Regions from separate parts of the Homo sapiens genome. Here region 2 is linked to region 1. Evidence: chromatin loops called from intact Hi-C (ENCODE). Cell type or tissue: left ventricle myocardium inferior. All regions are shown on one strand. Each heading gives the region's core, and the rest is flanking DNA. Links, peaks and the distances in the headings are about the cores only.

The links. Peaks named below come from ENCODE experiments on the same cell type or tissue, not always from the same donor. Only the 100,000 strongest peaks of a DNase experiment are listed, where the experiment ranks them.
Region 2: it touches region 1 in a loop (3-fold over the local background); 13 of 110 quality-filtered maps call a loop at or near these places.

Annotation. Positions count from the first base shown.
Region 1 is chr13:100,234,125-100,236,939 of GRCh38, forward strand. It overlaps PCCA (propionyl-CoA carboxylase subunit alpha), which reads left to right. Exons shown (of 24, transcript NM_000282.4): 8 at 1,718-1,754. Among named protein-coding and RNA genes, the nearest start is that of PCCA, 150 kb to the left of the region's middle. In left ventricle myocardium inferior, for the core only: a CTCF peak has its summit at 1,322 (motif pointing left); no DNase peak of the experiment used is centred there.
Region 2 is chr13:99,898,791-99,901,605 of GRCh38, forward strand. All of the region lies in intron 1 of CLYBL-AS3 (CLYBL antisense RNA 3), which reads right to left. It also overlaps a transcript of CLYBL not described here. Among named protein-coding and RNA genes, the nearest start is that of CLYBL-AS3, 57 kb to the right of the region's middle. RefSeq lists an enhancer at 1,772-2,348. In left ventricle myocardium inferior, for the core only: a CTCF peak has its summit at 1,739 (motif pointing right); no DNase peak of the experiment used is centred there; H3K27me3 peaks cover 2,500 bases.

The DNA of each region.
Region 1 (2,815 bases), core at 56-2,555:
TTCCTGTATTTTGTTCAAGAGGCACTAATTGTTCGCATTTGGCAGGTTTAACACTTCCTGACAGAGAGGCTATTAAGGGGAAGTATTCTCCAATAACTGTCACTGGCTGGAACAAAGAACCTTCCAACTCAATGTGTGGAAACCACTAACATTCTTAAATGACCCTTTTCATGGATTTTCATCCCTTTAAGCTAAAGTTTGGAGAATGTAGGGTCAGCGAAAACAGCAACGTGTAATAAAGCAGTAAACCTTGATTTTGGAAGGCATAGGGTGGGAGATATAGATTTATCTCTGACTTGAAAACAATTGTTATTTGGAAAATCTCATTAGCAGATGTGACTGCTTGGAGTAAAAAAAAAAAAAAACAACTTAAAACTGATGTCGCTTTCAGGACCCCTTTGAACTTAACAAGCACCTATTTGTGGAGCAGACTGGCTAATGAAAGGAAATTAAATTTTTCTGACAACTTCCCCTGCCAACCTCCTTATTCAGGGGATGTTATTAGGTACTGAAGAACTTTAAAGAAGATTTTTTTTTATTAGACATAAGTGAACCAGTTATAAACATCCCCCCCCGCCCCCTTCTCGGAGGATTCTGACATGGTTGCTCTACATTTTAAACGTATTAGCTTAAAAGCTTAAAAAACACTGGGCTTCACTTCAGCATTTTAGTCATTTTCTAAAAATTCAGTCACACTTACCAGCTGTGGTTTCAAAACAATATTGTCAGTCTTTGTGGTAGTTTAGTTTGTGTCACTGAATTACACAAACACACACACACACACACACACCCCACACATACCCACACACACGAAGGAGGCTTAGATTTCAACATTATCTTTATTGTTATTTGGGGAAATGATTCAGCAGTGTCCTGTGTTGGATGTGTTAGGTGAGGGTTAATGATCAGTGAAATTACTTAGATTCAAGGGAAGTTTTTGTCTTTTCATCTTCTTAGAGGTAGAAGTGGCATTGGTTAATATTTAGCAATAACTAATCCTTAAATGGATAAACTTTTACCCCTTACTGTTTAGGAAGGTATTTTCTTTCTTTTGCTTTTTGGAGTTTTTTCCTCCAGTAGTTGGTTCGTTGAAATTAAAGTTTTTTTTTAATTTATGTAACAAGATACAATTGTAGAGATAAAATATGTACCTGAAAAAAAAAAAAAAGAAAGAAACAATAGAAAAGAAAAGGTAATGCAGATTACCAAAAGGATTTTTTGGAACAATTCGTAATTCCTGTAGGTACTGGAAATTAACTTTCATATTTCTGCAAAATCGATCAACTACTCCCAAACAATAGAGAATCAACTCCCCCTGCTGACAGAATCTAGGAAAACATGACACATAATATTGGACAGAAACAAGCTGGCTGCGGACAAGCTTTAATGACCTGATTTATGATTCAGTATTGATTGTAAACATCTAAATTCTGCCATTAAATTCCGGCAACTGCACCAAATCATTGGCAATTCTGGTAGTGCTTCCTGCCAGCTCATTTCAACTGCTTTGAGTTTCTTAATATAATAATGATGAGGTAGAATTTACATTCCACTTATGGTATTAATTTTACATTTCTCTGAATGAAAAGGGTTAGAAGGTAGTAAAATTGAACATTAAATGAATCGGAGGAGACAGTAGTGCAATATATGACTGCCCTAAAGACATTGTGCAATGCCTCATGGGATTAATGTTGAGTCTCATTTCCTGCTTTTACAGGATGCAGAAGAAGCTGTCAGAATTGCAAGGGAAATTGGTAAGTCCTTAAATTAACTTTGGTAGGATTTCTGTGTCTTTCAGCAGATACGGTTGAGTCAACAGGTAATAAGTAATTCCCATAGAGCAAATAATACTTTAATAGTTTTAGATTTTGATTACTTGTTGCTCTGGAAGAATGTATCAGTTGAATTGCCAAATTCTATTATTAAAGGAGACTGTAAAGAGTAATTTGACCTTAACTATACATAACTCTTTTGTAAGATGAGATCACAGGCTAATTCAAAGAAGGAATTGTCTTAAGAATTCTAAAGATTGGATATAAGTTTAATGTCAATTTATATGTACATAGTTGAATGTGGTTTGTTAAAATTAAGAACATTTGGATTAAAATGAAGATACCATATGTGACATAGTTCTTTAAGTTTTTGCCTTTTGCTAAGATGTTAGGTATCAACTTAATCTTGTTAGATGGGAAAGATAAAATAGATGTGGGAAATTAGAACTGAATGATCTAAATTGGAATAAAAGGTAGACTGGAGGAGTTTTTAATGGCTGTTTTACATGTACTTGTATTTGGGCAGTGTTTCCCAACTTTTTAATTTCTTTTCTTTTTCTTTTCTTTCCTTTTTTTTTTTTAAGATGGAGTTTTGCTGTCATTGCCCAGGCTGGAGTGCAATGGCACGATCTCCGCTCACTGCAACCTCTGCCTTCCAGGTTCAAGCGATTCTCCTGCCTCAGCCTCCCTAGTAGCTGGGATTACAGGTGCCTGCCATCACGCCCAGCTAATTTTTTGTATTTTTAGTAGAGATGGAGTTTCACTATGTTGGCCAGGCTGGTCTCGAACTCCTGACCTCAGGTGATCCACCCGCCTCAGCCTCCCAAAGTGCTGGGATTACAGGCGTGAGCCACCGCCCCTGGCTCGCAACTTTTTAATTTTAAAAATATTCTTGGCGGTCATGAGAACTATTTTTGGTATCTGCTAATTGAGAAAATGTGTAAGGGCATGCTATTATATGGATTAACAATATTGTTAAATAACTTTGCAGGTTTAATAATCAAATCAGTAATTGTATACATTTGACAGAAATTTGTACAGAT
Region 2 (2,815 bases), core at 185-2,684, 340 kb before region 1:
GCTGCTCTTCCCTTAGTCCTTCTGTTGCACGGATTGGACTTTCATTATAGTGGTTGTTTAGATGTGTGTGTCCCCAAAAAATAGTGTGGATGCCTTGAATATTGAACATTGTCACACATCTCTGATCCCTCTCCTGCTCTCGCCTCTCATCCCCAGCATGAGCTTGTGGAAAATGTATTCATTAAAATCAGGACCTGAGTCTCCCTCCTCCACTTAGGTTCTGATGCTGGCTCTACCACTAATGGGTTAGGTTACGTGCAGACAGAAGAAGAAGCCATTTATTCTCTCTGAACATCAGTCTCTTCAGCTACCCAAATAAAAACACCTAACTCCAAGAGTTCCTATGAGGATGTGGTAGTCAGAGAGATGCGCCACTTCCAGGATCCCCACTTGCCGGGCTGGGGAGATGCAGTCAGCAGACAGCTCCCCACCCCGCTGCCTTGCCCAAGACCCTTCCAGGGCCCCCCACCATTTTGGCCAGAGGTGGGACACACATGCCAGAGTTTCCAGTGGGGTTAGCCAAGACTTTGTTGGGTCTGCTTGGCCATTCAACTTCTCCTTCACACTAATCCTGAATTCTCCTTCCTTTCCTGGATGTTGTTCCCTGGCATCTTGCACCGTAGACTCTGTCTGAGCATCTGCTTCTAGAGCTCCTAACCTGTGGCAGAGGATTAAATGAACTACTGTATTCAAAAGCACCTGGCATATGGTGGTTGTCAGGGTTGGGGGTGGGGCAATGGGGAGTTACTGTTTAATGGGTACTGAGTTTCATTTTTGCAAGATGAAAAAAGTTCTGGAGAAGAGGAGGGCTATGGTGGCACAACGATACGAATGTACTTAATGCCACAGTGCTTAAAATTGTAAATCTTGTTTCTTATATTTTACCATAATTTTTTAAAATAATTTTTTTAAAAGAATGAATGTAAAATAAAGAGGAAAAACTAATAAATAAATACAGTATTTTTAAAGCACCTAGCATCATGCTTGGCACGTAGTAGGCATTCAGTAAAGATCAAGTGACTTCCACCCAGGGGCCAAACCTGCGCACAGTAGAGTTTGGGAATCCCACTGCGCAGAGCTGGTTGGAATATGCATTTCTACGCAGCGAACCCCATTTTCTCCTTTATTTTTATTTTTATTTATTTATTTTTTTTGAGACAGGGTCTCACTCCTTCACCCATGCTGGAGTGTAGTGGTGAGATATTGGCTCACTGCAACCTCTGCCTCCTGGGTTCAAGCAATTCTCCTGCCTCAGCCTCCTAAGTAGCTGGGATTACAGGGGCACACCACAACAACCTGCTAATTTTTGTATTTTTAGTAGAGATGGGGTTTCACCATGTTGGCCAGGCTGGACTCGAGCTCCTAACCTCAGGTGATCCACCCGCCTCGGCCTCCCAAAGTGCTGGGATTACACACATGAGCCACCTGGCCTGGCCTTCATATTTACTTTCATTACTAGATGAAGTATATGCTCTCACAGGAAAACGTGTTCAAATTCTGGGACATACCAGAAAGGGCGGCACACTCCCACAGCCACGTGCATTTTGGGGAGCTGCATTGCTCTTTTGTTGTTGTCGTTGTTATTAACAGTCTCCTAGCTCCACTGCTGGCCTATGGAAGTTTCTCTCGGTGCTGGAGATGTTCTGACTGTAAACTCTTATCTGATCATTTTGTCCCGTCCCCTGATCTTGCAGACCCTTAAGGGCTGGAGGATTATGCAGTACCAACTCCTGGCTGAAGGGGGCACCATCCACATAGAAAAAATGCAATGCTAGGGGCACCTTCTGGAGTTGTGCAACTATTGGACCTGCTAGGGGACTTGCTCAAGGTCACACTGCTGGCAAAACCAAGACTACCACTAAACTCTCCAAATTCTCTCCACTAAACCACACAGCTTCCTCCTCCCTCGAGCTCCTCAGATTCGTGCTTCCACATCAGGTTCCCCAGTTCATCAGTGCTGCAGGGTGAGCAAGCTCCAAATGTGTGTTTTGAAACAATGAGAAAAATAACAAAGCCTCCTTTTCAGCAACTGCCTCCCTCAGAGACAGTGCCTGACCCCAGCAAAGATACTCGAATTCATCACAATTCAAACAACCAGTCATCAAAAACACAGCCAGGAAGCTCTGCCACCAGGCCAGTGCCACCTCGCAATACACCTTGATGTCCCCCGGCCCCTGTAGGTCCCTGAGCACCTGCCTCCCAGACTCAACATGCCCCTGCACATTTTGCAGGATTTTCTGCTGGGGGCTGGTCTGAATGGCTGGAAAATGTCTTGGGTTGTCTGAGGGAAGAAGGCCCGGGGCAGGCATGATGTGGATGCCAGCGCCAAGGACAGAGGCTGCAGCGCCATGCTGAGCTGGCTCCCTCGACACCACCTCTTGGCCGCGGGCCTCACTCCCAAGCTCCATCCCCCATGGGCACCGTTCTTTGCATCATCTCTCCTTCCATCTAGTCCTGCTAGATTCTTCCTTCTGCCTTGTAATTTTACCTTCTCTTCCTTCCTCCCCTTACAATTCCAAAAGCAAAAATAACAAATGTAGGAAAGAAAACAACAACACGGGCAAACTATGTTTTTCTAATTCTGTGTGTGTTTTGGAGGTAAATCGAATGTCTTAGGCCATGAGCTGCTTGCAGGACATTCCGCAATCCTTCCTCGACTGTGGGCTTGGCACAGGACATTTACGGTGTCCATTTTACCAGAGAGACCCCGAGAGAGACCCCGAGTGCACAGACAGATAATACTGTACTTTGGGAATCAAAGTAGAAATGTCAGTGAGGCTGCTTAATTAGTTAGTAAATTAAATTTTGCTGCCAA